Regions from separate parts of the Mus musculus genome. Here regions 1 and 3 are each linked to region 2. The links are chromatin loops, found by intact Hi-C in ENCODE. Cell type or tissue: heart. All regions are shown on one strand.

What was found. A loop is a pair of places that touch in the nucleus more often than their neighbours do. Peaks named below come from ENCODE experiments on the same cell type or tissue, not always from the same donor. Only the 100,000 strongest peaks of a DNase experiment are listed, where the experiment ranks them.
Region 1: a loop joins it to region 2, with 2.5 times the contacts of the local background. A loop is called at or near these places in 9 of 42 quality-filtered maps.
Region 3: a loop joins it to region 2, with 6 times the contacts of the local background. A loop is called at or near these places in 35 of 42 quality-filtered maps.

Annotation. Positions count from the first base shown.
Region 1 is chr6:146,885,928-146,890,927 of GRCm38, reverse strand. Ppfibp1 (PTPRF interacting protein, binding protein 1 (liprin beta 1)) reads right to left here and starts at 2,434. Exons shown (of 31, transcript NM_001355728.1): 1 at 2,245-2,434. In heart, no CTCF peak of the experiment used is centred here; DNase peaks (open chromatin) are centred at 1,587 and 2,477; H3K4me3 peaks cover 3,218 bases; H3K27ac peaks cover 2,895 bases.
Region 2 is chr6:146,830,910-146,835,909 of GRCm38, reverse strand. Arntl2 (aryl hydrocarbon receptor nuclear translocator-like 2) reads right to left here. Exons shown (of 15, transcript NM_172309.2): 15 at 2,381-3,400. The coding sequence ends at 3,264. Among named protein-coding and RNA genes, the nearest start is that of Smco2, 17 kb to the left of the region's middle. In heart, a CTCF peak has its summit at 2,207 (motif pointing left); no DNase peak of the experiment used is centred here; H3K27ac peaks cover 847 bases.
Region 3 is chr6:146,991,534-146,996,533 of GRCm38, reverse strand. Ppfibp1 (PTPRF interacting protein, binding protein 1 (liprin beta 1)) reads right to left here. Exons shown (of 31, transcript NM_001355728.1): 6 at 4,019-4,132; 7 at 3,097-3,228; 8 at 52-144. Among named protein-coding and RNA genes, the nearest start is that of Rep15, 39 kb to the left of the region's middle. In heart, a CTCF peak has its summit at 2,103 (motif pointing right); no DNase peak of the experiment used is centred here; H3K4me3 peaks cover 771 bases; H3K27ac peaks cover 977 bases.

The DNA.
Region 1 (5,000 bases), 55 kb before region 2:
GAGTCTGGGATGCAGCTTCTGACTAACAATGAAGTCCACTCCCACTTCCTCCAGACCTGGCAACCAGGGAATCCTCACTGCTGAGGCACCCCTGCCCTCAAAGAGGAAACTGGCTTCACTCAGAAATCTCAGCTACATGCTTTCTATTTCTTGCTCTAAAAGAAAGTGCCTTGAAACTCTGAGAGCCAGTGTTGGAGTCAGAGTACTCAAAGTTAATTTTCCCCCAGAGAGACAATCACACTCAGTGACCCATGAGCAGAAAATCTCCAAGCAAGAAAAGGAGTTTGAAACAAGAAATAAAATCAGAATCCTGCCAATAGACAATTGCTTTCTCAAGTTAACAATCAGACCTTTTGAGTTCCCCTCACACTGCTGTCAATTCTTACTGAAAGCAAGGGTCTGTTTTGGTCCCACATCGGAAAAAAATCATATTCTCATTATTAAGAGTTTGTATACCATGCTTCCCAGCATTCCCCTGTTAAAACTCCTTTCCCAACCAGTAATGCTGGCACAGGCTTAACCCTAAGAGTTAGGAAGCAGAGACAGGCAGACTTCAGTGAGTTTGAGGCCTGAGCGGTCTGCACAGTGGCTCAGAACAGCCAGAGCTACATAGTGAAATCCTGTTTTAAAAATAAAAAGTAATAAAATAAAACTTAAACTCCTTTCTCTAAAAGTGAACCCTGAAAACACAACTAACAGCCTTCATTCAACTTTTTCTCAAGAAGCCCCAGGCAAGATCTAGATTGTCAGCCGCTTTCCTAACTGCTCTGGTGTATAAACACCAACAGAGTTATAGAATTGTGCCCCCAAGAAACCAGTTTTCCCACAGCTACGAATATATACAAGTGAATTTCTCACATCCTAACTGGACTACATAAAAAATATTTTACATTGATATGCAAGGATAACACTGATGTTCTTTTACTTAAGCAATATATGGTAGGATGTAAGGAAACTGAGAAAACATAAAACTATTTTCTCTTTACTTTCTGGGAAGATGATTCACATATTTGTGACACTTTTAAATATTCCCACCTGCACATATACTTCCCTGCTGGTTCTGTAGTAGTGTAGGAGACTGGGCTCAAGCATATGTCCCTGATGGGCATTCTCTTGTAATATGAGGAAACCGAGATTCAGGGTCTGAGCACACTTTCCAAATGTGTGGCGTGGCTCTGCAGTATTATATAGGGATTCTGGGGTTCCACCACAGTCCCCTGACTGGAATCTGGGGTATATTACAGGGAGTCTGGGTCCCATTGCAGTTCCCTGAATGGAGCGTATGGTATTATTGGAGTAGTTCCGGGGTGTGGGGTCCCACGAAAATTCCCTAACTGAAGTCTGTGGTGTGGTGGAGACTCTGGGGTGTAGGGTCCCAGAACACTTCTGTAATTGGAGTTCTGTGGTATCAGAGTCTATGGTGTGGTGGGAGGACAAGTGTGAAATGGGCTCACACTGTCCTGAATGAGTCTGTGGCGTGGTGAGATACCCACTGTGTAAAACTGTGCGCATGTCCCTGACTAGAGTTCCATGGTACTAGGATTCTGGGGTGTTCGGGTCCCAGCACATTTCCCTGACTGGAGTCTGTGGTGTGGTGGGGAGTCCAGGAGTGAGCTGGAAGCACACTTCTCTGACTGGAGGCTGTGGTGTGGTGGGGATTCTGAGGCGTGGGGTCCCAGCACACTTCACTGATTGGAGTTCTGTGATTCAGAGTCTATGGTATGGTGAGGGGACGAGTATGAGATGGGCTTATACTACCCTGGCTGGAGACTGTGGGTGTGTAAGGGGTCGGGGAGTCCGGGTGTGAGCTGGGAGCACACTTCCCTGGCTGCAGGCTGTGGAGGGAAGTCTGGATGTGAGCTGGGAACACACTTCCCTAACTGGAGTCTGGGGGGGGGGGTGCTGGGGGGGGTAGACCGGGTGTGAACTGGGAGCACATCTCCCTGACTGGAGACTGTGGTGTGAAGGAGAGACCGGGTGTGAGCTGGGAGCACACTTCCCTGACTGGAGTCTGTGGAGGGGAGTCTGGGTGTGAGCTGGGAGCACACTTCCCTGACTGGAGTCTCTGGGGGAGTCCGAGCACACTTCCCTGACTGGAGTTCTGTGCTGTGGGGAGTCCGGGTGAGGGAACCGAGGACCCAGACGAGCCCTTCCTGTCACCCCGAAGCTGCTGCCCCCCACTCACTAGAGATCCCCGAGAACGCGGGCGCGGGTCGCAGAAGGAACCGCCCGCGGCTGGCTTACCTGAGGCGGAGGGCCGCCGAGCTCCACAAGTTGCAGTTCCGCCTCCCGGGACCCGCCCGGCTGCCAGATCGCCACTCTCGACGCGGCCGCCCCCGCGCCCTACACGGCGACAGGAGCCGGGGCCGGAGCACAGCGCCCGGCTGACATCACCGCCGCCCAGGTGCCGCCTCCCCTCGGTCCTCCTCGTCCCACCGCCCCGCCCCTCCCCCGGCGGGAACCAGCCCCAGGGGCGGAGGGGGCGGGGCCTCGCGCTTGCGGCCCGCTGATTGGCCGGGCGCGCGGTCACTCCGAGGCGGCGCCTGGTCTCCCACATTCCTGGCCGAGCCCAGCGGAGCTGGGAGTGGGCGTCGGTGGGGAGCGCGCCCGGTCCGCTGCGGTCCGTAGGGCGCGGATAAAGGGCTGCGCTGAGCCGGGCGGTCGCTCGCAGCTCTTCCCGGGTCAGAAGCGACGCTCATCCCGAAAGAACGCCTCTGTGTCGCGGACCGAGCGGACGTGGCGGGCGGGGAGCCCCGCGGATAAAGTAAAAGGCCCCGGAGGGGAAACTGAGGACTTACAGAGACTGAGCGGACGAGGATCCCAGAGGTGGCCACCCTAGTTCCGCGTGGTCATCTAGCGGCGCTCAACCACGTGGCTGCTTTTGCATTTAGTAACGAGACAAAAATAAAAATAAAAAGACACGCAAGCTTCCAGAGAAATAAAATGAACTCTCCAGAGGGAGGGGGTAAATGTTTTACTATTTATATTTTTTCGAGGTTTTCCCCCCCTCTCCCCCCCCCCGCTGTGACACATATCAAGGCTGGTCTTCAAATTGTTATCTTTTTACCTTAGCCTTCCTAATAGCTGAGGTTACAGGCCCACACTCAGCAATAACCTGCTTTTTAAAGATTTTTTATTATTATTTTTGTTGGAGTTTGTTGTTGTTGTTTGTCCTGTCGTGAAACTGTGTGTGGACCAGACTGGTCTTGAACAGCTATCTGCCTGCCTCCGCCTCAAACTATTCAAATCAAAGATGTGTACCACCACACCCAGCTATTTTTGTTATTTTGTTTAATTATGTGTAGTATGTGTGTGTACCCATGGAGGCTAGAAGCATTGAATTCTCCCAGTTGTGAGATAGGGGCTGTGGGCTGAACTCAAGTGTTTCTGCAAAAAGAGCAGAAGAGGTTAACTGTTTGGCCATCTCTTCAGGCCCTATGCTGAACTTTTTAAGTCCCATAAGGCTTCTGTTTTGATGCACAACTGAAAAGGGAGAACCCTCACAACTGAGTTCAAACCACATGATAATAATTACTGTTGAACCAATTGCAGTGACTGAGCTAACAATTAAGAATTAACTACTATTTACCCTCTGGTGGATATCAGCTGTGTAATCCTCTTGGCTGCAAAGTCAGGGAGATTCTCAGGAGCCCTTCTTTCAGTTTCCCCTGTCAGACCCAGAACTGAACTGAATAATGAAAAGCAGCTTTATGGATACAGAATATGATTAGTTTCTGTTAGCTTTTTGTTGGCTATGAGCCTCCCCAGCCCCCACCGCCGCCGCTGCCACCACCCTGGGGAACGGAAGGTGGTGTGTTTGTGTATGTGTTGACTGGGGGGTTTGATTTTAGTTTTCTTGAGACAGATTCTTAAGTAGCTGAAGCTATCCTTGAACTCACTATGTAACATAGGCCAGCCTTGAACTCAGGAACCTTCTTCCACTAATCCCAGATGCTGGGATTAAGGTGTGTGACATGTGACTTTTCAGCTGGCTTTATTGTGTGTTCTTTGATTAATGACGTCGCACATTCGCCATTCTACCACAATGGATTCACAATGTCCCTCATTGTGTCCCATATGCTCTTCCCAGCCCACCTGTCCATGGGAAGTAAACTGATTTTAACATAAGGAGTCAAAGCCTCAGCAAGGTCCCAGCTGACTATAAAGCCGGATCCAGAGGATCTGACGCTCTCTTCTGTCCCCCAGGGGTACCTCTGGGCAAGAGACTCACATTTAAAAAAAAAATAGTATTGATTATTCATACTCCACACAGTTTCAGAAACTCTAAAGCTACACAGATAAACTAGACTTGCCCCCTGTGCTCGCACTGACTTTATATTGTCACCATGGTAACTGTCTGACTGACTCTATTCTGAAGCCTTCCCTTGAATTCCCCAGCGGTGATTGTCTACACCAAACCAAATGAGCTTCTGAAGTGTTTGTTTTTGTCATCAACATCTTGCCCTGAAATTCTCAGCTGGTCTCCTAAAACTAGCCCTGGTCAGGCTTCTATTTTATCCCCACCCCCACCCATCTCCCTCTTCTGTCCATCCCTCTAGTAGAGAGACTCACAGACACTGCTTGGGTGCCATCTTTTGTCACTTTCACCAAAGGTATAAGTAGATTGCCTACTCTTCTGTCAAGGTCCAATTAAAGCTTTGACCTGTCAGGACCTGCTGTGTGCCACAGTGAAATCACAGGGCAGGGTGGGGAGGTCTGGGAGTGGACCTCTACAGAGCTCTGCCACATGCTGTGTAACACTCAAATTATCTACTTGAAACTTCAGCTACTTCCACTCTAAGTGGGGCCCACAATGCCTACCAAGGTTACCGTGGGAGGTATTTTACAGGTGTGTAAAGGCTGAGTTTTACCTCGTTAAAGATATTTCCTGCCAGTGGCAATGGTGATACATGCCTTTGATTCCAGCACTTGAGAGGCAGAGGCAAGAGGATCTCTGAGTTTGAGGCCAGCTTAATCTACAGAGCAAGTCCCAGGGCACC
Region 2 (5,000 bases):
TTCCACACAGAGCCCTCAAGTGCCTCTCCCAGGCCCCAGGGAGTGGGAATTAATCCAAGGAAAGCCCCTCAGAAAGGGGAGAGAGGCACCTACTAGCCACTCCAGCAATTTCCCTGCTGTCTCTGGAGAGTTGTAGACATCACCCCTCTTCTATCTACTGCTGGGCACACCAGTCGCAGTCCGCTCTCCACCTGGGTCTGACACGGGCTCCAGGAACACAGTAGGCTCAGGAGATCTTGCCTGGCTCACACCACAGTGCTGAGCCTGAAGACCGGGACTGCAGTTTATTTATTCTGGTTTCAATGAGGCAGAGCCTCATCATGTTGCTCAGACCAGCCTCAAACTCACAGTGATCCTTCTGCCTCAGCCTCAGCCTCCTGAATACCTGCATTGCAGATACAGCTTTTAAAAGGCGACTACAAACAACCCCCTTTATTCCACCAGCTCCTGTTTCTTCTGTATTTCCTGGTGTCTTCCTGTCTCTCAACAGGTTTCTGCATTTATCAACCATATGGTGTCACTATTGAACTAAAGCCTCGTTTTTCTTCAGGCTATGATAAAATTCATGGCAACTTTGAAATCTCACTTTGCAGCTTGGGTTGGCCCGGAATTCTCAGAGAACTTTTTCACTCAGTCTCTGAGGACCAGGAGTAGACTGCCCCATCCCGCAGCCTTTTCTCTGTTATTTATAATATCCACCGAGTAAATGTCCTAGTGCGCTGCTGTCCAGTAGAAGCACATGCTGGCCACATTTAAAAAAATAAAAAGAGCAAGGTTTATGTATGTGACCCCAAAACCTGGGACACACAGCCCTGTGTCTACCATGGGCTCCACACTGTGGGTCAGAGTCACAGGATCAAAGCCAAGACTAGAGACCAAGCCTCTTACCACAGGGAAGCAGGCACAGGGACTCCCCTGATGGGGTCTCTGTCCAGGCTATTCCCCAACTCCGCTATGTTATTATAGTTGTAATTCTTAGGGTTGAAAATTCCAAACCTGAGCCAGTGCTCAGTGGTACAATCAATCCTCGAACCAGCATTTGGGGCAGGAAGGCTGCAGAAAGTTCTAGGCTAGCCTGGGATACAGGGTGAGTCCAGGTGTAGCCTGGGATACATAGGAAGACCCTGTCTCAAAAAAAAAAAAAACTACACACACACACACACACACACACACCAAACTGCAGTGCTGTCTTTATGATACTTTGATGCAATTTTTGGACAATTATTTCTTACTAAAAATTTAACAAATATGGCAGAAAAAGGTAATATTGTGTAAACTATAAAAGTCTGTCACGCCAATGCAATGGGATCAACCAAACAGAAACAGGAAGGAAACACTAAACATCTGAGGGTGGAGTACCACAAAACATGGGGTGGGGCTGGGGAGGGTGGATTCTGGGTCCAGGCCAGTAGGATCTGTAGAAAAACATTTCAGTGGGCTGAAAAGGAGTGAAGATATCCTCAGAGCTTGAGCCCAGCCATCTGCTCCTGAGTGTCAGGAATGGTCTGTCCTCTGGCTGAGAGAGGAACCGCCATTGTGAAGGGTGGTCATGGCCCTCGAAGCTCCTCTCAGACCATGAGGGTTGTTCCACCTGCTTTTGTTTTGAGATAAGGATTCACACTGTAGCCCAAGATGACCTAGAACTCCCAATGTAGCCCAGGCAGACTTCAGACTCACAGGCGTCCTGGAGCTGGGATGAGAGATGTGTGATGTCCTGCCCACCTGCTCTTTAGGACATATCACCATGACATATTATCCTCTAACACGAGCTGCTAGAAACAAGTCTGACTATGTGCCGTCCCCTAATGCAGTGTGTGGGCAGACCCTCTGTCTGCTGGACTCCAGCATCCTTCATGCTTCAAGGCTGAGGCTTCCAAATCACAGGTCTGACAGAAGTTCTGTTTGACCTTCTATAGCCCAAATAGTTGGCACAACGCAAGGTCACAGAAGGACACTAGGGTGAGGGCTCAGAGGACCATTCAGGGGCTGGGAGGAGATGTAGCAACACAAAGAAGAAAGAGTGGGTCTGAACACCGTTCAGTTTCAGCTCAGCTCATCTAGCTGCATTTGAGAAGCACAGAAGAGGGCCTGTGTAAGTATACTCAGCAAAGACAATTAAATTAAAATACAATCAGTGTGACTTGACTCCATGGCTAAGAGCACTAGCTTCTCTTCCAGAAGTCCACACTGCAATTCACAACTGTCTGTAATTCCAGTTCCAGGGGACCTGATGCCCTCTTGTGGCCTTTACAGGTACAGGCAGGCAAGTGGTACACAGACATGCGTGAAGGGAAAACACACACACACACACACACACACACACACACACACACACACACACACACTCTAAAGTATGACTCTTCAGAAAGGCAAATAGGCAGAAATTTAAATAATCTTTTTTTATTTATTTTAAAAGACAGGGTTTCGTGAATCCCAGGCTGACCTTCAATCTGCTTTGTGCCAAGGCTGGCTTTGAATTTATGATCCTCCTGAGTGCCAGGATTACAAAGTGTGCACCCAAATTGGTTTACAGTGCTAGGAACTGAACCCAAGACTTGGTGCTAGGCAAGGACTCTGTCACCTGAGCTGCATTCCTGGGCCAGAATTTTAAATCATCCTAATTCTTACACTCCATTTGAGCTACCTCTGGGTTAGTTACTTTTTAAAAATGCCTTCTAAATTCCAAATTATTAGAAGAAAGTTGGCTTCTAAGTGATTTCTCATTGCCTCATGATTTTAGGGACTGTATTTAAGCTGGGAATTGTGATATATGGCTTTAATCTCAACACTTGGGAGGAAGAGGCAGGCGGATCTTTGAGTTCAAGGCCAGCCTGGTCTACAGAGTGAGTTACAAGACAGCCAGGGCTACACAGAGAAACCCTGTCTTGAAGACAAAAACAGAAAACAGACAGAACAAAACAAAAATCCCAAACTCAAAAACAAAAGTATATATATATTTAAAAAAAGCCCTAACAATATGGTTGGTAGCAGTTTTTGGTCAGAATATTTTAGCAAAAATATGGCAGCCTGACCCCCAAGCTGCCTTCTCACTGTGTAAAGAGGGATTGATAAACTTGGCTGTTTCTCTTTGGAGGAGCATGTGTGACTCCGCACATCCCAGTGAGAATAAAGGGCAGATATATAAAAGTCAGTAGACTAGTAATAAGAGATAAAAAATGTACCAATACAGTGCTCAAGAGTACAGTGTTTTGTCAATGAAACACTCTGAAATGATTCTCATGTTAAAGTACAAAGCCAAAATGCTAGAGTGCCCACTGGATGTCACTGAAGTCCCCAGGGTCACCCAGGCCCCCCTCTGCTTCGAGGTAATTCATGAATGCAGCCATGTCTATGCTGTCACTGTCACACAGGACATCAAAACCCAGCTGGGCACTGTCACCTGTAAGTTAAAACACAGGACTATGTAAGTACGGGCAGGTCGTGATAAATACCTACAGTCAGTGAGACTGGAGAGAAGGCTCAGAGGTTAGGAGCACTCGTGCAGGGGCTCCACGTCGGGGGCTCACAACCATCTGTAACTCCAGCTCCAGGGGATCTCTAGATGTAGGCACTAGGCATGTGTGTGGTACACAGACATACATGTGAGCAGAACACTCATGCACGTAAAATAGATGTAAAAACACAACTGTAGTCAAGAACAGCAAGGCCAATGGCAGGGTCCGAGGTTCTGTTAGTGAAGGGCTTGCCACGCATGAAGCCCTGAGTTTGATGCCCAGCGCTGGATAAACCAGGCATGGTGGTATACACCTGCAACCCCAGCATGAGGTGGGAGAACCAGAAGTTCCAGGTGATCTTTAGCTACAGACATGTGAGAGCCCAACCCGGGATACAAGAGGTAAACCTGGGTGAGGCTTAGCGTTTTATTTTATTTTATCTGCATTGGTGTTTTGCCTCCACATATGTCTGTGTGAGGGTGTCAAATATTGGAGGTACAGACAGTGGTGAGCTGCCATGTGGGTGCTGGAGATTGAACCCAGATCCTCTCGGAAGAACAGTCAGTGCTCTTAGCCATTGAGACATTTCTCCAGCCCCCAAGTCTTAGCTTTAAATGTCAATTTGCTGCAATCTAGAACCTGGGAAGAGTGTCTCAGTGAGCAATTGTCTGGACCTGTGGGAAGAAGGCCTGTGAGGAACTTTTATAGAAGAGCTGCCCTGACTGTGGGTGTTACCATTTCATGGGCTGCGTCCTGAATTGTGTGAGGACAAAAGCAAACAAGTTAGCGTGAATCCTTTCTGTCTGCTGTTGACCATGGCTTGACTAACAGCCTCCTCTCGGTGATGGGCTGTGGCTGGGAACCGTGCGCTTCCTCGACTTTCTTCTCTAAGCCACTTCTCGCTTTATCACACTGACAGGAGGAACTCAGAACACATGTCTTTAAATTAGTTAAAGCCAGGGAAAGCGAAATACATGTCTTAAATTGCAGAAGTTGGATTTTTAAAATATTATTTTATTGTACGTATATGTGTGTTTTACCCGCATGTATGTCTGTGTGTCTTGTACATGCAGTACCAGAGGAAATGCCGTGTGTGTGCTGGGAATTGAACTCGGGTCCTCTGCAAGAGCAGCCAGTGCTCTTAACCACTGCGTCATCTCTCCAGGGTTCCTGCACTTTTCCTTTATTTATTTTATTTTATTTTATTTTATTTTTTAGCACGAGCCTTTTTTAATTTCTTGGTAATTCTTGAGAATGGACATTTTTTTCCTACATGGAAATACTTTTAAATTTTTATTTGAATTATGTGTATTCAGCAAAATCCTAAAAGGCTCAACTGATGACTGCACCCTTTGTGACAGGTTTAGTGACTGACGCACATCTTCATACCAAGAATAACTGATGGGGCAGGAGAGAGAGATCAGCAGTTACGTGCTCTTCCAGAGGAGCCCTGCTTGATTCCCAGCACCCACGTGGCAGCTCACAACCTGCAGCTCAGGTTCTAGAGTAGACAATAACCTTTCTGAGGAGACTGCATACGTGAAG
Region 3 (5,000 bases), 160 kb before region 2:
GACCATGTTTAAAAAAAAAAAAAAACATCATTTTTCCCCAGAGAAACTTACTTTAGTTGACTTGAGCTTCTTTTCATACTGAAGTCTTTCACCGTCCATTTCATTGACTTTTAGCCTCAAATCATTGATCTCTTGAATTAGCCCCTGTAATAATAATAATAATAGTAATAATAATAATTAGAAAAGGGTATGGCACAGTCACCAAAAGAGTAGCCAGAAAGCCCTAAGCCAGCACAGCTCCTTGGATACGAGTTTGAGAACCAGTCCTAATAAAGGGAGATCCAGTGAAATTTACCCCTAACTGCCAAAGCACACTTCCACTAAAATACTAACTTAACCTTCTAGTGCTTCTGCCCTAAGTGCTTATGAAAACAAAAACGTAGCTATGACTTTGACTAGAGAAATGCTATTGTGAGAACTGTGGGCCAGGACCCCAGTGTGGGGCTGGAAGGTTTGTGGAGCCTTGAAGCAGCAGTGTCTGCAGGGAGATTCTTGACCATTAGGAGCATGCCCTCGAAAGGGATTTGGGGACCCCAGCCCCTTGCCGTCTTTTCTGCTTCCTGCCTGCACGTCATGATAATGTGCTGCTTCAACGCCATCTCAAAGCAATGAGGCCCACTATTCATGGACTATGCTCTCCAAAACCGTTGGCTAAAATAAAACTGTCTCTTTATAAGCTGTCTTGGGTATCTGTTATAGTGATGAGTCCTTGTTTTCTTCCTGTTGCTGTGATCAAACGATCTGACACAATCTGACCAAAAGCAGACTGTGTGTGTGTGTGTGTGTGTGTGTGTATGTGTGTGTGTGTGTGTTTGTGTGTGTGGTGAGGGGAGGCGGGGAGGAATTATACTTCCAGGTCACTGTCCATTACTGAGGGAAGCCAGGGCAGGAAACCAAGTCTGAGACCTGGGAGCAGGAACCAGGAACCAGATGAGTGCTGCTTGCTGGCTCCTTCACTGCCTCACTGACCTGGCTCATGTCCACCTAGCTTTTCTATATCGTGCAGAAGATGGAGGCCCCACCATAAGCTGGACCTGCCTACAGCAGTTAAGAAAGTCAAGGCAATTCCTCACACCATGTCCACCTGACAACCTGACAAAGACCAACCTGACAAAGATGAATTACTCAATTGGGACTGTTGACAGGTGGTTCTAGGCTGTGACAAATTGATGTTCCATGCTCACTGTAACATCACAGAAACACAACTAATGCAGAAGGCTGTCTAACACCAACAAAGCCACTTAGCATCTGCTTCTATATTAAAACTAACTATGGACCCCACCTTTTCATATAAACTAGAGTATTTTCTCTTCCATTAACCTTAAAATTCTTTTCTGTGATGCATTATAGTTATTTAAAGATTTCTATAATTTTTGCCTAGTCTATAAAAATATAAACTTAAGTTTCTTTAAGCCAACAATCTCAACATGAAGGTAGATGAGGGTCTAATTAATATATATATATATATATATATATATATATATAGTATATTCATATATCTAATACAATAACATAATTTTATACATGTAAAATTTTAAAAGCCTAAATGATTTTATAACAGAATATAATTGTATACCATTTCTACTGCCATTTTAAAAATGTACTTGTGAAAGTTGTTTAAATAATTTGAATTCAAGTTTAAAAAGAATTGGTTTCTCTTGCTAGCTTATCTTGCCTGCATAGAAGCCAGGAGTGGCCTTCCTTCCTTTGATCTTTCAGGCTTTGCTATTGTTAACAGGCAGCTTTGAACCCCCGGCAGGGACTGCTATAAACATTACCCCTTCCTTTAGTGCTGACTGCAAAGATGAAGGAAGAATTATAGAAAACCAAATTACATAGTGGGGCCATTTTCCTATTTTTTTTTAAAGACAAACTATCCAATTGTTTTTGGTGGCAATGGATTAAATATGAATCTGAAGTTCCAACCTGTGAGAAGCTTGATATGCCCAAGACAAGTCGGGCTGGAAAATATGGAACTACCTCTTTAATGCAAAAAGAGAAAAGGAAAGAAAATCTTTTTAAAAACCAATGTAATCTAAACTACTACACTTATCAGCTCAGGCGCTACTCAGAGCTCTGCATTTTAGCCATCTGTGCCTACACCAGAAGGGGGCGCAAATCTTCAAGGTTTAAAGATTTTAACGCACTAGGTTTTGGAAACACCTATAAATGTTCCCCACTTACTTCAACATTTTCCTGGAAACCAACATCCAAACTCTCAAAATTATGGCAGTGTTAAGCGATTCAGGATTGCAGAATAGCTAGCTAAAAGTTTTATTTTTAAGGGGACATTAAGCCAGAACATGTACATATTCTATTCTGTTTCAACGTCTGAATGCTATTTTGATTATTTTAAATATAAATGTAAAATTACCAAATATACTGTAATGTATCCTGTGAATATGTGTACACCCTTATATCAGCAGTGTAAACTATTTCATAGGATATGATCAAGGATTGTGTTTTCTAGAGGTTCTCAGGGTCCCTGGATGAGAACACAGGAGAAGACAGAAGTAGGGAGAAACAAGGCGTGACAAACACCTGCTGCAAAACCTCACAACCAGCCTCATAACCAGATTAAACTAAGCACAGTGCACCAGGTAAGTAAGACTCCGCCTCCTACAGTGTGGACAGCCTCCTCAACTCCCTTCCTATCCGCCATCCAGCCTCCTAGTTCCCATCCCTACAGCCTCCTCCCACCACCACTGAAACAATCCTCCTGCAGCCCCAGCTACTACGAAGGTTCAACAGCAACTGTTCTATTAGGGATGAGAGGGTAAGGAAAAGGGAAAAGTCTAAACAGACTCTTACAGGAAAATAAAGCCAGATGGTGGTGGCAAAAGCCTTTATCCCAGCACTCGGGAGGCAGAGGCAGGTGGATTTCTGAGTTCGAGGCCAGCCTAGTCTACAATGTGAGTTCCAGGACAGCCAGGCTACACAGGGAAACCATGTCTCAAACATCAAAGGGGGTTAAAAGCCTTAATCAGTCTGATGAAGAGACTGAGCAGTGCTCTTGCCCTAAGGAGCACAGTGAGGGCTGAGGAGGGAGGGAAGAGACAGAACGAGCATGCGAGCATGCGAGCATGCGCTACTTACCTCTGTGTCTCTGAACCGATCTTCATAATCCAGCCTGTCCTTCTCTACGGCCGTCAGTTTTAACTTCAAGTTAGAGATCTCAGCCATCAGCTCCAGCTTCTGTGTCTCTAAGGAGGTCCTACTCAGAAGCTCCTGTTAGGATTCCAGATGTTCACAAGTTTTACATTACACATTTCTGTCGTGACGGCAGAGCGGCAACGGTTAAGTGTAGCCTGTGGGTGAAGTACTGCCACACACCACACGGCTGAGGATCACTTAATCTAGTGACCTCTTCTGAACAGAACTACAACGTGTCATCAGGGTGTCGGGGAGACGCATCTGGCAGACTCCTGAGCCCAACGACAGCACTGATGGTGCTGTGCATGGTGCCTGCTATATCAGGAACTGGGAGACATGCTCATGAGTTCAGTCCCTGCAAAAGTCTCCTGAGGAAGAAGAGCTTATCAGCCTCATTTATCAGGGTTTCTAGAAACATGGAAGCCTAGATCACGAGGACAGGGAGGTCCGGAGCCTGTCAAGGCAGGCAATAGCACAGACTGATGTTCAACAGCAGCAACTCTGCATCCAAATACAGTCTCTGCGGCATCACAGGCTTTTCATCCACAAGCCCCATGTACGCACTGGGACGCATATATATATATGAGGTTTTGCCTTAACAAGCCACATATGGTGATTTTTCATCTCACGGTTGAGAGTTAGAAATAATATGAGCGCAAAAGATCAACTTATAATTCCTGTAATATTGTGTTCTCTCATAACTGCACAGTGTTGTGTGTCTCTGTGGTTTTAGACTCTGCTACTCTAGACTTCAAACAAAACAGTCTAGGGATTCTGGAATTTACTGCTGCTGAGACAAGACAGGAATGTTGCACCTCAGATAACACAATCCAGCATCCCCTCCCCCACCAGCTTTGGCCCATACCTGCTGCAGCATTTCTTCAGTGGCATTCAGCTTCTCTCTGTGCTCTTCAAGACAGAACTCCAAATCCCGAATCTTCTCTCCCTGAGCCTCCACCTGGTCTGTCAACACACTTACCTATTAAATCAAAGCAAGAGGCTATGAGTTTGAAAGGCTCTGGGCCCCAAAGCATGGCTCATTCTCTAACTGGAATGAGGACTAAGATCCATCACTCACGGTGGTTTAAAACATCACAAACTTAACAAGAGGACAGTGGTCCTACCCTTTGCTATTTATATTTCGCTTTGTGTGGATCAAGCCCAAGACTTGTGCATGCTAGGATAGGCAGGCTCTCTACCACCGGGCAGCCTCTGCAGCCCTATGCTGCCTTATGATCCAAGGATTCCTATTCAATTTAGGAGAAACATGGTGCTGATGAGAGATTTGCAGTTTCTTTACGCATTAAAACCATTTCAGTTGTCATTAGGAAAATCTGATGTTGAAGGCGATGGTAAGAGACTACTAGTCGGGAGCCACAGAGGAAGTGAGGAAACAGGCACAAAGGACCACGCAGATTTCACGGATCAATAATAAAAAGGAGCAAAGGTGAATAAAGACCTCAAATTCTACAAGCTCTTCCAAGATGAACATGGTCACAAGTGCGTTCAAAGCAAGGGCAAAGGAAGAGTGCTGTGGTGCACTTAGCATGAGTTCAGGTCCCAACACCAAAGAGGAAAAGGAAAAAGCCAGGGTACTGCACCACATGCCCAGGAAACAAACAGTGAAGCCCATCCCTCATCCCCAGGGTTCCATGCAGATCTACAAGTCTTCCCCCTGGGATACCAGCTGAATAAATACTCTTTGATCCACATCGTTCGAAACATAAAGATAAAGGCATTTTCTCTGTACTTAGGAACACCATGAGGAAGCAAGCAAAAGCAAGTACCGCATAGTACTCCCCAACAGCAGGCTCCACTCGGCTACTCTGTACGGTTTGTGTGTCATT